Linked DNA regions of Homo sapiens: region 2 is linked to region 1. Evidence: chromatin contacts called from ENCODE Hi-C or POLR2A ChIA-PET data. All regions are on one chromosome and are shown on one strand. The core of a region is the stretch at or near the end of the contact, and the rest is flanking DNA. Distances in the headings are between cores, read along the strand shown. Region 1 has its middle 140 kb from the start of LINC02513. Region 2 overlaps LOC124900694 (a long non-coding RNA gene).

Region 1 (6,964 bases), core at 2,970-5,469:
CCAGCCCCTGCCATCTTTGCCTGGACTATTGCAATAGTATCTGCCGGCTCTCCCTGCTGTGTTCTTGGCCTGCTCCCCATGTTCTCTTCTAAATAGCCAAAGGTTTTAAAAGGTCAGCCAAATCATGCCATCCCCTGCTCAAAACCTTCCAGTGGCTTCCAAAATCTCTCTGAATGCAACCAGAAGCTCTTTCTATTGCCTTGCAAACTGTACCTGATTTACCCACTTGCCTTCTTGATCTCATCTCCTATTCTCCCCTCCACTCTGACCTTTTTGCTGCTTTTTGTTTGTTTGTTTGTTTTGTTTTTGTTTTGTTTTTGAGACGGAGTCCCGCTCTGTCGCCCAGGCTGGAGTGCAGTGGAGCGATCTCAGCTCACTGCAACCTGTGCCTCCCGGGTTCAAGTGATTCTCATTCCTCAGCCTCCCAAGTAGCTCGGATTACAGGCGTGCACCATCACTCCTGGCTAATTTTTATATTTTTAGTAGAGACGAGGGTTTCACCATGTTGGCCAGGCTGGTCTCGAGCTTCTGACCTCAAGTGATCCACCCGCCTGGACCTCCCAATGTGCTGGGATTACAGGCATGAGCCACTGCACCCGGCCTCTTTGCTGTTTCTTAAACATGTTGGCTGTGCGTCTGCCTCAAGTCTCACATTATACTTTGTGTTCATCTTCCTGGAATATGCTTTCTCCAGTGATTCAAAGTCACCTTAATAAGAGAGGATTTCCCTGAACACCCTATCCAAAACAGTGGCTCTCTGCCGCTCTCTGTCCCCTAATCTTCTTAAATTCCTTCTTGGTCCTTCACATTTACTACATCTATGTTGGCCTGCTATATTATTTCACCTCCTATTTGAATAAAAGCTCTATGAAAGCGGGCACTTTTTAAAAATTTGCTTCACCTAGAACTATGCCTAGCACATAGTAGGTACTCATCAAATACTAGTTGAATGAACTCCATGAGGTCCACAGAGAAACACCTGGAATGGCATTACAGGCTGATGACTCCCGAGGCAGCTGTCAGAGTCTAAGAAATGACTGAAAAGATCAAGGAACACATGCGTAGTGTGAACCCAGATGGAAATTAAGTACTTCTCTATTTTCTTCAGTGAATAGTTCAGCAGTTTTGTTTTATTTTCTCAAGAGAATGAGTTGGTCAGGCACGGTGGCTCACACTTGTAATCCCAGCACTTTAGGAGGCTGAGGCGAATGGATCACCCGAGGTCAGGAGTTCGAGACCAGCCTGGCCAACATGGTGAAACCCCATCTCTACTAAAAATGCAAAAATTAGCTGGGCATGGTGGCAGGCACCTGTAATCCCAGCTACTGGGGAGACTGAGGCAGGAGAACCACTCGAACCTGGGAGGCGAGGTTGCAGTGAGCCAAGACGGTGTCACTGTACTCCATCCTGGACGACAGAGCAAGACTCCATCTCAAAAAAAAGAGAGAGAGAATGAGTTAACTTCAGTGGCTCATCAAGTTAGTGTTTTCTTATAGTAGCTCAATAACTCATGCCACTTACATATTTCTGTGTGTGTAAAATCCTAACAAGCTTTCCCAGTTCCCTACTGTGTCCCAGTCAACAACCATTTCATATTTTAGCTTGGTTAGACATACAATCAATCTTACTGTTGGCTACAATCCTGATATGACCTACGCTCTCTAATCAAGAGGCTGACAATCTGTTCTGGACACCACAAAGAAGAGCCAATATTCTCATTCTCATGAGGTTCCAAACACCGTTTTGGAGCTTTGGCTCAGGATCTCTAATTTGCATTTCACGTTTGTTGGGGATTCTCATGTTCTTTACAACAATCAGAGCAATAACAATTTTTAAAACCCTTGAAGATTATTTCAGAAAACCAATTATTAAATATCTTATTAGGGATCTTGGATGTATGGAAATCTTATATGTATTTACACCTAAAAACTGAAGATGATGAATTTAATATACTTATCTAAGTTAGCTTATCTATATACTTATCTAAGTTAGCTTATATATATACTTATCTAAGTTAGCTTAGATAAGTATATTATCTCAACTCAAACTCAACTAAAATTATAGCAAAAACTTTTTTATTTTTATTTTTTTTTGGCTGGAGTGCAGTGGCACAATCCTAGCTCACTGCAACCTCTGCCTCCTGCGTTCAAGCGATTCTCCTGCCTCAGCATCTTGAGTAGCTGGGATTACAGGCACGCACTACCACGCCCAGCTAACTTTGTATATTTGGTAGAGATGGGATTTCACCATGTTAGCCAGGCTGATCTCGAACTCCCGACCTCTGGTGATCTGCCCACCTCGGCCTCCCAAAGTGCTGGGATTATAGGCATGAGCCACCATGCCTGGCTGCAAAAACTTTTTTTTTAAAGCATAAACTCATAAGGACAGGGAGAACAGGAGAGGAGATAGCAGCAACATAATTTTGAAAGCTGGACGAGAGATGGACACATAGTAACTGCCTCAGTGGATCGGAAGAAGCCATAGCTTATGGTGCCAGTGAGGACAGAGGCTAACTTGCCTGCCCAGAAGGTGTGAGTACTTCTGGAACTGTGGGTGGAGGGGGAGCTAATATAAGAAGCAACTGAAATGAACGTTGCTTGAGAAATCATTAGATCTCTAGATCACCTTCCCCCAATCCACGCCACTGAGGGTTTATTTCTCATATGGCTGAAAGACATTGTGAGGTTTATTATTGTTATTATTTTAAGAGAAAAGGTATACAAACTTATCAACATGTACTTGGGGAGAACCACAGAGTGATTACTCCTGGAGGGTTTTTCTCTGGAAAAACAAGGGATCTCTGTTTGGGAGACACCAGGTAGATGGGTGCCCTGTCCAACATAAGGCAATTGACTGCATGCAAATTGAACACTGATGGTACAGATTCCCCCCCAAATTGGCAGGAGATGCTTTAAGCAAGGCCCAAATGGTAAACGAAAAATAAGCAAAATTAGACTCCAGTGAATGAGCCTCTGTAATCAGCAGGGACTTGGGTCTTGACAAGGTGATATTCACAATGTCTTCAATCAGCAAGGGCATTAACAAATCAGAAAGATGCCAGATATAGACAATTGACAAGGCCATACCCAGACCTACATTGTGTGGTTGTGCAGGCTGTGCACTGCACAATTGTAGGCAGCAGTCCTGGCCAAATCAGAGCATATAAGCTGAATATTAGTTTTAGGTTTAGGTGATCTGTCCTTACTTCTAATTTGACTTGAATTTCTTACAGGTAGGGCCTAGGATATTGTCAGGATTATGTCTTTTGTGATTGGTTATTCCAAGATTGGGAACACAGGCCCCAGAGCATGGTCACCCTGCTAGTCTATTTTTTCCCTGTGGCATTTCATATTAGTCAATTGATTTTGGACTCATAATTGTTAATGAAATAAGCACAAGAAGCAGTTCCTGGTGAGGAAAGAAAAATAAATATTCCAAGCCCGTCTCCAAATCAGTGTAGTAGAAAATTGATGTTAATTGAAAACACTTTAACTCAGCAAAACTCACAAACACAATTTTTTTTCCAAAGTGTTTGCTAAATTAATTATTCTAACATTTATCCTAGGTTCTTAAAAGCAATATTGTTTGCACATGAGTGATCTAATGCGCAACTTTCCTTTGCTTGACAGGATCGGGGGAGGAAGAAGAGAGACGGGTGGACCTAGAATTCTCATATAAAAAGGCATCTAGCTCTTCCCTTCCTAATTACCTGAGTGCTCACTCTGAACTGCTCACCTGATGTTAATGAACATCAGGCTTGTCTGAGAAAATGCCAGCCTTTAATTAACGGGGCTGATTTATTTAGCTGAAGTCTGAATTTAGGCAAAGGTTAAAAGAAGTCACAGTTAGAACCTACTGCCTGATAGAACTTTCAAGCCTCCTGGAATTTTGCATTGCAATTGTGTCTTCTTAATTTATTGCCACTGAGCGATCCAGAAAGTTAATGTGCTCATTTGTATAAACAGCGTAGCTGTAAATCATTCACTAGTTCCCTAACTGGTCTTCATGGAGGTACAAAAGGAAATGCTTTTAGGTTGGTGGCCTCTCATTTCTGTCCTTTGCGGCCACCTGGATTTCCACAGAAGTTTTGCTCTCTTGGGTCCCTCTTGGGTCTCCTGTGCTCTGAGTGCATGCTTTTGGGCCAGGTTCAAACCAGGTTTGATGCTGCTACCTGCTGTTTCTTTAGGTGCAGCAGTGGGTGCGGCCGCAAACAAAAACAATTTCATCCTGATGAACCAGATGGTTGGGACTGGTGTCAGCAGGGCGGGTCCCTGCTTGCTCTTACTCAAGCCCAAGGTAAGAGCCTGGAGTCACACTCTTTATCTCTGGCTCCTGACCTGGGGTCAGAGTGCCAATAAACCAGGCCGTTTCAGACATGCCTCGTGATATGTCTGGGCGCTGGACTGTGGGATGTGGTCCTGGAAAAAGGAGATGTTGGTCATCATCCGGCAGTGACTGAGGCTCAATTTTCTTTCTTGGAAAAATCTGAAGGGGTTGTGGGATTCAATCCCTGGTGAGTTAGAAAAGACTTCCCTGTGACAGATGACCCCATACTCATGTGAATTTTCCTAGGCCGATATTCTTACTCTCAAACTCTCATTAACCTCCAAGCTAGCTCTATCCTTCTTCCAATGCTGCTGTGCTCTGCAATCATGCTTGTGGCTGAGGGCACTCCTGGGGGCCAACAGGTATCGGAGGCCCATCTGCAAGTCCCTCCCACTTGTCCAGGCCCCTGGTCTTGGCTTTCGGAGAAGCTCTCACCTGGCCGGGCATGTGTGACCCAGATGAAAGAATTACAGAGCAGCTTCCACAAATTCCCAGTAACCCAGGCCTAGATATTAAAATTCAGTTTCAAACAGAGTTCTAAGACAATAAACAAAGGTCCGGTATGTCTCTGCCACACACCAGTCCGGGGTAGATTTCCCAAGCATTTACCCCGGAAGGAACCTTTCTCAAGGCAGAAGCCTTATCTATTCTGGAAACCTGGCTTTCAGTTCCATGCAATGCATATAAACCTGCTCCTACAAGAAGGGGCTGCATCAGACAGATATTAGTTTCTCTCTTCTACTTCCTAGCTGTGTGACCTTGGAGGAATTACTTAAACTTTCTGAGTTCCAATTTCCTTACTTATTAAGTGGGCTAATAGCACCTATCCTGGAGGGTTGGGTTGTTGGAAGAATTAAATGAGATAGTATGTCAAGTGTGGGTGAAGAGAAGCATTTCAGTACTTGGAAAAGCTGTAGCATCTACTTAATGTGTGCTATCAGTGGACTAACTAGGCACTGGGGTACACCCAGGAAAAGGCACAACACAGCTTATGGCCCCGTGGGGAAGTCGGACCCATGAACAGATCATTTCACATGTCATGAGGGTTTGGGGAGCAGAAACCCAGAGGCACGCAGATGGTGCTAGAGGAGCTCATGTGAGTCCAGCTGAAATCTGGTACTACTTGAATTTCCTTGTTTCTTTTGTTTGTAATTGCCTGATAGTAACGTGTTTTCTGGCCACAGTTGGAGTCATGGGTGTAACTAGGTGGGGCAGATGAGGCCAAAGGCCAGGTGCAGCCTGGGGAAGAGGTGTGGGGGTGAGGTAAGGTGTGGTGTACAGGGCCTTGCCCTACCATAAGCAGCCTACAGGGATGCTACTTCCTGGAGAGGCAAAACCTCATCATCAACATCGGCCAAGATGGACCATGACACTACTTAATCTCTCTTTATCTAGCCAGGGCTGACGAGGTAGTCTGCAACGCGAGATGCCTGCAATTGCACCAGTTGCTGAACAGCTCTTCCTCCTCTTCCCCACGCACTCAGGCTCCTTGTAGTACCTCTTCTTGGTGATAGTCATAGAAACCATCTTGCAGTCATAGCCACTTTTCATGGGCATCTTTTACCTCTAGTTGTTTTTGAGGATGTTCAAGCTGTTAGTGACTTTAACCTCTCAGCAAACCTCAAACTCCGGGCCCAGTGAAATGGGTGGCCAACATGGATGTGATGTATTTCATCAAGTCTTCAGCCATTCTTGGGTTCAACAATAAACTCACCAGCCTGGCCCTGGAAGCTGCCCACAACGTATCCCCTACCAAGTTTCCCATTATATCTCTCCAGGTTTCACATCCTATTCTATTCAGCCACGGTGCCTTTGTTCTTTCTGTCTGAAATGTTCTCTATCCCCTCGGATTGGATGCAGTCTTTTGGCAAATTTTGGGCACCTCTCTCAAAATATATATGTTGTCTTTGCTTATAGTTATGTGAGCACTCATCTCCTCTCTTCTGCAAGACGGCCAGCTAATGAGGTGACGGTGAGGACCATACCTTACTCCCAGTTGTATTCCCCGTGCCTTACACATCGAGTGTGCTCAATAAATACTTGTTGAACTGAGGATGTTAACAGAATGTGGTTAAACATGCACAGTGCACCAGATGGTGACTGGAAGGGAAGGGAATCTAAAGCCCCAGTCCTAGGTTTCATAAGTCTTCCAGACTTGCCTTGGTCTTAGGTTGCAAACATTAAACTCATTTTGAGCCTTCATAGTGTTTAAACAAGAACTTGCCCTTGATGTGGCTAAATTAACATCAGAAATGGATAATGAGCAATAGAAAATAAGGTGTCTGTGGGTAGCTGTGATTAGTAATATTCTCTGTTGAAGGACAGGTCCTGGGTATCTGGGGTTTTTGCAGGCACTTTATATGACACATAGATGTAAGTTTTGTTCAGACAGCTCCCCCCACCCAACTGGTGGCCCTACAGATATCCTGGATGAATTAGTGAAAGTCATCACCTAGTAGAACAATAATTCAGTTCAAAGTCCAAGAAAAACATCACAGGGTTGGTTTGAAATCTAACTCTGTAGGAGACTAGACTAGTCAGTTATTATTGTGATGATGCTGTGTAACAAACAACCTCAAAGTCCCAGTAGCCTTCAATAACAAATGTGCACTGTTTGTTCATGTGTTCATCAGTGGGT
Region 2 (6,964 bases), core at 3,317-5,816, 45 kb after region 1:
ACCTCATTGATTTTACATCTGTATCTCATTCTTTCTAGGCCAAAAGTCCTAAATCTTAACAATACCAAGAAACTTATTCTGAGGCTGTATTCCATAACACACACACACACACACACACACACACACACACACACACCCAGTCTCAAAATACCTACACCAGCATTACCATCAACAATATGATGACTAATAAACAATTTGAGATGTTTTGCAGCTCTTTCTCTCTTTTTTTTTTTTCTGGTCATAGTTTATATCTTGCTTGGGTGTCTAGTAACCTGCTGATAAAGTTTGTATATTTCTCCCTGCCCAAATATCATACTGAATTGCAATCCCCATTATTGGAGGTGGGGTCTGGTGGGAGGTGACTGGATCGTGGGGGTGGGTTTCTCATGAATGGTGTAGCACCTTCTTCTTGGTGCTGTCCTCACAATAGTGAGTGAGCTCTTGTGAGATCTGTTGTTGAAAAGCGTGTGGCGCCTCCCACTCTCTCTCTTGCTTCTGCTTTCCCACGTGATGTGCCTGCCCCTGCTTTGCCTTCTGCCATGAGTAAAAGTTCCCTGATGCCGCCGGGCGCGGTGGCTTACGCCTGTAATCCCAGCACTTTGGGAGGCCGAGGCGGGTGGATCACGAGGTCAGGAGATCGAGACCATCCTGGCTAACACGGTGAAACCCCGTCTCTACTACAAAATACAAAAAAAATTAGCCGGGCGCGGTGGTGGGCTCCTATAGTCCCAGCTACTTGGGAGGCTGAGGCAGGAAAATGGCGGGAACCCAGGAGGTGGAGCTTGCAGTGAGCCGACATGGCGCCACTGCACTCCAGCCTGGGCTACAGAGAGAGACTCAGTCTCAAAAAAAAAAATTCCCTGCTGCCTCCCCAGAAGCCGAGCAGATGCCAGTGCCATGACTGTACAGTTTGCAGAATCATGAGCAGATTAAACCTCTTTTTTTTTAAAATAAATTATCCAGTCTCAGGTATTTCTTTATAGTAATGCAAGAACAGCCTAGCACATGTACTGTATTTTAAAGTCATTTGAAATAGCTCTTGGCCAGGCTCAGTGGCTCATACCTGTAATCCCAGCACTTTGGGAGGCTGAGGCGGGTGCATCACTTGAGGTCAGGAGTTCTAGACTAGCCTGGCCAACATGGTGAAACCCCGTTTCTACAAAAAATACAAAAATTAGCCAGGTGTGGTGGCACATGCCTGTGGTTCTAGCTACTCTGGAGGCTGAGGCAGGAGAATCGCTTGAACACAGGAGGCAGAGGTTGCAGTGAGTCGAGATCGCACCACTGCACTTCAGCCTGGGCAGCAAAGTGAGATTCATCTCAAAAAAAAAAAAAAAAGAAATAGCTCCTATGTGGTTATGCCACCAATTCCATACAGTGTCAAATTCTTCTATTTCATTTTGGTTTTTATCTTTAGGAATTTAAAACATTTTAATTTCAAAATTGCATAAAATATTTACATAGTCCCTAACTCAAATCTATAAACCACGGTGCATTTAGAAAAGTCTAGCTTCCATTTCTGTATTTTTTTTACCCTATTCTTTCCCCTTCCATTTAAAAATAGTTTTGTTCTTCCCTTCCATTTTAAAACATAAGCAAATATATATTTGCTATATTCCCCTTTTCCAGATAAGTTATGCAAACTTTTTTTAAAAATAGACTTTATTTTTTAGAGCAGTTTTAGGTTTACGAGAGAGTTCCCATATGCCCTCTACCCCCACACATGCATATCTCTTAGGATGAACATCCCCTACCAGAGTGGACCATTTGCTACAATGGATGAACCAACATTGACACATCATTATCATCCAAAATCTATAGTTTACGTTAGGGTTCACTCTTGGTGTTGTACATTCTATGGGTCTGGACAAAGGTAAAATTACATGTATCTACCACTATAGTATCGTACAGAATAGTTTCACTGCCCTAAAAATCCTCTGTGTTCCAGCTATTCATTCTTCTCTCTCTCTAACTCAGCTATGCAAACTTTATAAACCTTTTTTTTAAAACCCAGCAACCTGGAGATCACTGCAGGCTATTGAGACCTCCCCCATTTCTTTTTATACTTAGAGTCCTCTGCAGTGTATGCAATGTGTGGCAGTATAAATTACTCCATTTCTGTGCATTTAACTGGCTACATTACACAATTGCATTATACGGATACAAGATTTATTTTGCCAATCCCTTATTATAAGTTATTTAGGTTTTTACAGAAATTGTATTTGCTCATAATCAACACTGAGATGAGTTTTAAATATATACACATTCTGCTTGAACTTCTGACTATATCACTAGAATGGGTTTCTATCTAAAAAGTTACTGAGTACATCACACAGCTTTTGCAAAACAAACTAGGCCAAAACTTACTGACTTAAAATAACCACAATTGTTTACCTCACAGTTCTGGGGTCAGTAATTTAGGTTGGCTTCATCTAGATGGTTCTTACAATCTAGACAGGGCTGAACCATGCATTTGTAGTTAGGGGCTAGATGGGGCAGGGGCTAGCTTGTTTAAGCTGGAGGCAGCTAGGACAGCTTGTCTCTGCTTCATGTGGTCTCATCCTTCAGCAGGCTGGCACTGGCTTGTCACATTAGAGTTGGACAGGGTTCCAAGAGAGCAAGCAGAAGTGTGCAAGGCTTAAAATTGGCACATCCTCATTTCTGGTGCATTCTATTGTCTAAGTCAGTCACAAGGCCAGCCCAGATTCAAGGAGTGGGGAACTAGACTCCATCCTTTGATAAGAGGAGCTATATAAATGACATCCTAACACAGGGAGGGGCAGAGATGCAGGGCCAGTTTGAAAGCAATCTACAACTTCAAGTCAAAGAATATGAACTTTTATAAGCTCCTAGTATGTACTGGAAGGTTTCCAGTCTTTTATTTTTTATTTATTTATTTATTTTTGAGATAGGGGCCTCAGTCTGTCACCCAGGCTGGAGTGCAGTTGTGCTATCTTGGCTTACCACAGCCTTGACCTCCTGCGCTCAGGTTATCCTCCTACCTCTGCTTCCTGAGTAGCTGGGACTACAGGTGCACATGCCATCATGCCTGGCTAATTTTTTTATTTTTCAAGAAGACAAGGCCTCACTACATTGCCCAGGTTGATCTTGAACTCCTTAGGCCCAAGCAATTCTCCCGTCTCGGGCTTCCAAAGTGTTGGGATTACAGGCGTGAGCCACTGCACCAGGCCTTCATTCTTTTATCCTCTTTTTCCCATATGACAGAATTTCACTCAGTGTAAATAGGCTGCCCTCCATTTCCATCTGGGCATAAATCCCTAGGGGCAATCATGAGTATTAATAAAATTATAGGAAGTATGCACTTGGAGCCTCACTTGCCTGAAGTGCCTATGAGGTGAATCCATGCAATGCATAGCTCAACAAATTCAACCTCAACAAATTCAACCTGGTTGCCTAACGTGGGTATAAGGATTCCATTTTGCTCATGGCCCAGTCTGGTAGACCATATTTCTGGGAAGGCAGTATCAGTATCTGGATTTGATTTGAATCAAATTACAATTACTCTGGAGCTACTCCAGGTTATACCCCAATATTCATACCGTCTCCACCTTCTCTTCTAGCTCCTCATGGAGTGATCCGGATCAGAGTAGAAGGACTCTCCAGCTGGCAGAGCAGAGGCAGCAGTGCCCTGGGAGACAGGGGAGTGGATTCTACCCCGTCTCTGCTACTTTCTAGCTGATATGGTTTGGCTCTGTGTCCCCACCTAAATCTCACGTTGAATTGTAATCCCCAATGTTGAGAGAAGGACCTGGTGGAAGGTGATTGAATCATGGGGGTGAACATTCTCCTTGCTGTTCTTGTGACAGAGTTCTCATGAGATCTGGTTGTTTGAAAGTGTGTAGCACTTCCCTGCTTTGCTGTCTCTCTCTCTCTCTCTCTCCTTCCTTACTGTGTGAAGATTGTACCTACTTCCCCTTTGCCTTCCACCATGATTGTAAGTTTCCTGAGGTCTCCCCAGCCATGCCTCCTGTCTAGCCCGCAGAACTGTGAGTCAACTAAATCTCTTTTCTCCATAAATTACTCAGTCTCAGGTATATCTTTATAACAGTGTGAGAACAGATTGATAGACTAGCTTTGTGTCATTAGAGAATCGTCATCTTTCTGAGCCTCAGTTTCCTCATCTGTAAAATTGAAAGAATAATCCCTACCTCATGGAGTCGAGATGAGGATTTGATGTAATATGGTGTAATATAATACAGTAAAAGAACCCCTTCCCTTTACTCCCAGCTTTAATATTTGAGGACAACTCCTAGCTGGCAAGAGGCGTGGGAGAAGTAGAGTAAATCTTCCGTTAGGCCTCAAGTGTCTCAGACCTCTCAAGACACAAGGACCAGGGCTTCCCTTTGTCTAAGCATCTGGCTGGTGGCAATGAACATTTTATAGATGTAAGTAGTTGCTTTAAGGAATTTCAGCAATGACATAGTTCAGGTCAAAGATTTAAAGAACACGGTGCGCAGACCTGGGCTGAAGCTGTGGCTGGCCACGCTACTTCCTTAATGTAGATGAGCGTTTGTGCAAGACCTCATCCATGGAGGCTGCTGCCTCTTCACAAACCCCACCTTCACCACTGCAGGCTCATGCAGGTGTCAAGTGGCACCAGGAGAGCAAATTTGTTTGGTTAAATGTCTGACTCATCATTCATAGCTTGACAGGTTTCTGAGCTTGCTTCAGACTTGACTTGAAAGAAAAAGGTGGGAGCTGGCAGAGAGGAAATAGGATCCTTTTATTACAGAACACTTTCCTGAGGGGTTGTTTTCTTGAATGTTAATCCAGACCCAGGTTGTTATTCTAAAGGTGCACTGGAGCCAAACTTCAGGATGGAGCTCAGCTGTTAACCCATTAGTGACTCACCCAATCATGGAGACCCAGGGATTTGTGTGAGGGCTGAGATGCTGCAAGACCTGCTGATTGGGAGCCAAGGATTCTGACTTTTCTCTGCAGACTGAAGGTTCCCTTTCGTCATTTGCCCTTCAGACCTGGAATCCTTGCTTATCAGTGGGAAGTGGCTGTCTGCTGGATCCCATTTGATATCCCTGAGCCTGGGAACTATCTGGTAATGAGTTTCATCTGGAACTAAGTCTGGACCAATATGGATTGTCATTTGCATGGGGTGTATGGTGGCTACCCTGAATGCCAAGTGAAATAAATGTGAAAGCAAAAACACAGGCCCCACCAGTGAGGGTCAGGGGATGTTACTCAGCAAGGTTAGCAAACTACAACACACAGGTCAAATCCAGCCTGCTGTCTGTTTTTTATAAATAAAATTTTATTGGAACGCAGTCACGCTCGTCTTTTTAAATGTATTGCCTATGGCTGCTTTTGTGCTAAAGTAGTAGAGTGCAGTGGCTGTGACAGAGACTGCATGACTGGCAAAGCCAAAAATGTTTACTACCTGGCCCTGGGTTAGGAAAATGCTCACCAACCCCTGGGTTAGATGCACCCTTCCAGAAACACAACCCCTTTCCTACTGACCAGCCCTGTGGACATGCTTTCTCTAGCCAGTGTCCATCTTGAATGCAGGTAACGGCCTGGCCTCAGAGCTGAGGGCACCTGGTGCTGGGCCCATGGCCCTTCAGAGGCTAGCAAACCAGTGCTTCCACAGAAGGCTCAGGAAGATGGGGTGGAGGGTGTGGTGGGCAGCTCCTCTCTGCTGGGCAGCTCCTCTCTGCTGTTGACCCTCACTGGATTCATCATCTAGGGTGTTCTAGTAAGTAATGAAGAAACAAAGAAATTCCTTTGATCAGGGCTATATAAATTTCCTAGGGCTGGTGTAACAAAGTACCACAAACAGACTGACCTACACAAAAGGAACTTATCATCTCAGCTGGGCGCTGTGGCTCACACCTGTAATCCCAGCACTTTGGGAGGCCGAGGCAGGCAGATCACCTGAGGTCAGGAATTTGAGACCAGCCTGGCCAACATGGTAAAACCCCGTCTCTACTAAAAATACAAAAATTAGCCGGGCGTGGTGGTGCATGCCTGTAATTCCCAGCTACTCAGGAGGCTGAGGCCGGAGAATCGCTTGAACCTGGGAGGCGGAGGTTGCAGTGAGCCAAGATTGCGCCATTGCACTCCAGCCCGGGTGACAGAGCGAGACTCTGTCTCAAAAAAGAAAAAAAAAAAAAAGAAATTTATTATCTCACAGTTCTGGAGGCCAAAATCCAAAAATCAAGATGTGGGCCGGCCATACTCCCTCTGATAGTGCTAGGAAAGGATCTGCTCCAGGCCCTTCTCCTGGCTCTGGTAGTTCCTTCGTTTACAGATGATGTTGTCTTTGTTTGTTTCCATTGTCTTCCCTCTGTTTGTCTCTGCATCCAAATTTTCCCCTTTATTAAGGACTCAGTCACGTTGGATTAGAGCCTACCCCAAACACTTTATTTTAACTAATTACACTTGCAACGATCCTGTTGCAACCTCACATTCTGAGGTACCAGGGGTTAGAAGTTCAACATACGAACTTTAGAGGTGGTGGGGGGGCGGTACAATTCAACCTAGAGCAGGAGCTCTGTGTCACTGCAAGGCCTATGTCATACAATAACACGAAAATCTTATGACTGCGATAAAGAGAAAAAAAATCTGTAACATATGGCTCAATAATTGGTGATTAAACTTCTATTCTGTACAAGCTACGATGCTCCATTCTGAATCATTTAAACTTTATGAGAACCCTTTGCAAATGAGAAAATGAGTCCCAAGGTGTTTAATTTCTCAAACAGTAGAGCAGATTTCAAACCCTGGTCTGCCTGGTTTTGAAACCCTCTCCCTGTTCACTAGGCCAGTAGTTCTCAAACTATTATCCTGGAACCAGTGATACCAGGATCACCTGGCAACTTGTTAGTAATGCAAAGCTTCAGGCCCCACCTCACACATACTGAACCAAAAACTCTGCTACAGTAGCAGAAGGGGACTGTGGCCAAAGTTCTGGAATCCATGAATTGGGCCA

What was found. Hi-C counts contacts between places; a loop is a spot of excess contacts on that map. ChIA-PET counts read pairs that join two places held with the same protein, here RNA polymerase II (POLR2A). Pooled maps may share reads with other maps.
Region 2: a loop to region 1 is called in a map of PC-9, with 2.4 times the contacts of the local background. The contact joins two enhancer-like sites. A Hi-C loop is called at or near these places in 4 of 168 maps with a recorded cell type or tissue (Caco-2, PC-9, aorta and 1 more) and 1 of 50 pooled maps. POLR2A ChIA-PET finds 5 or more read pairs at or near these places in 6 of 52 experiments (OCI-LY7, PC-9, Panc1 and 3 more).

What each region holds. Positions count from the first base shown.
Region 1 is chr4:38,226,297-38,233,260 of GRCh38, forward strand. No RefSeq gene overlaps it. Among named protein-coding and RNA genes, the nearest start is that of LINC02513, 140 kb to the right of the region's middle. Within about 2 kb of position 4,220, at least 6 of the 41 ENCODE cell types and tissues checked have a DNase peak (open chromatin) inside an H3K27ac peak, as active enhancers do; they include PC-9, where a contact is called at or near this core.
Region 2 is chr4:38,270,910-38,277,873 of GRCh38, forward strand. LOC124900694 (a long non-coding RNA gene) reads right to left here. Exons shown (of 2, transcript XR_007058100.1): 2 at 5,268-5,725. Among named protein-coding and RNA genes, the nearest start is that of LINC02513, 93 kb to the right of the region's middle. Within about 2 kb of position 4,567, at least 3 of the 41 ENCODE cell types and tissues checked have a DNase peak (open chromatin) inside an H3K27ac peak, as active enhancers do; they include PC-9, where a contact is called at or near this core.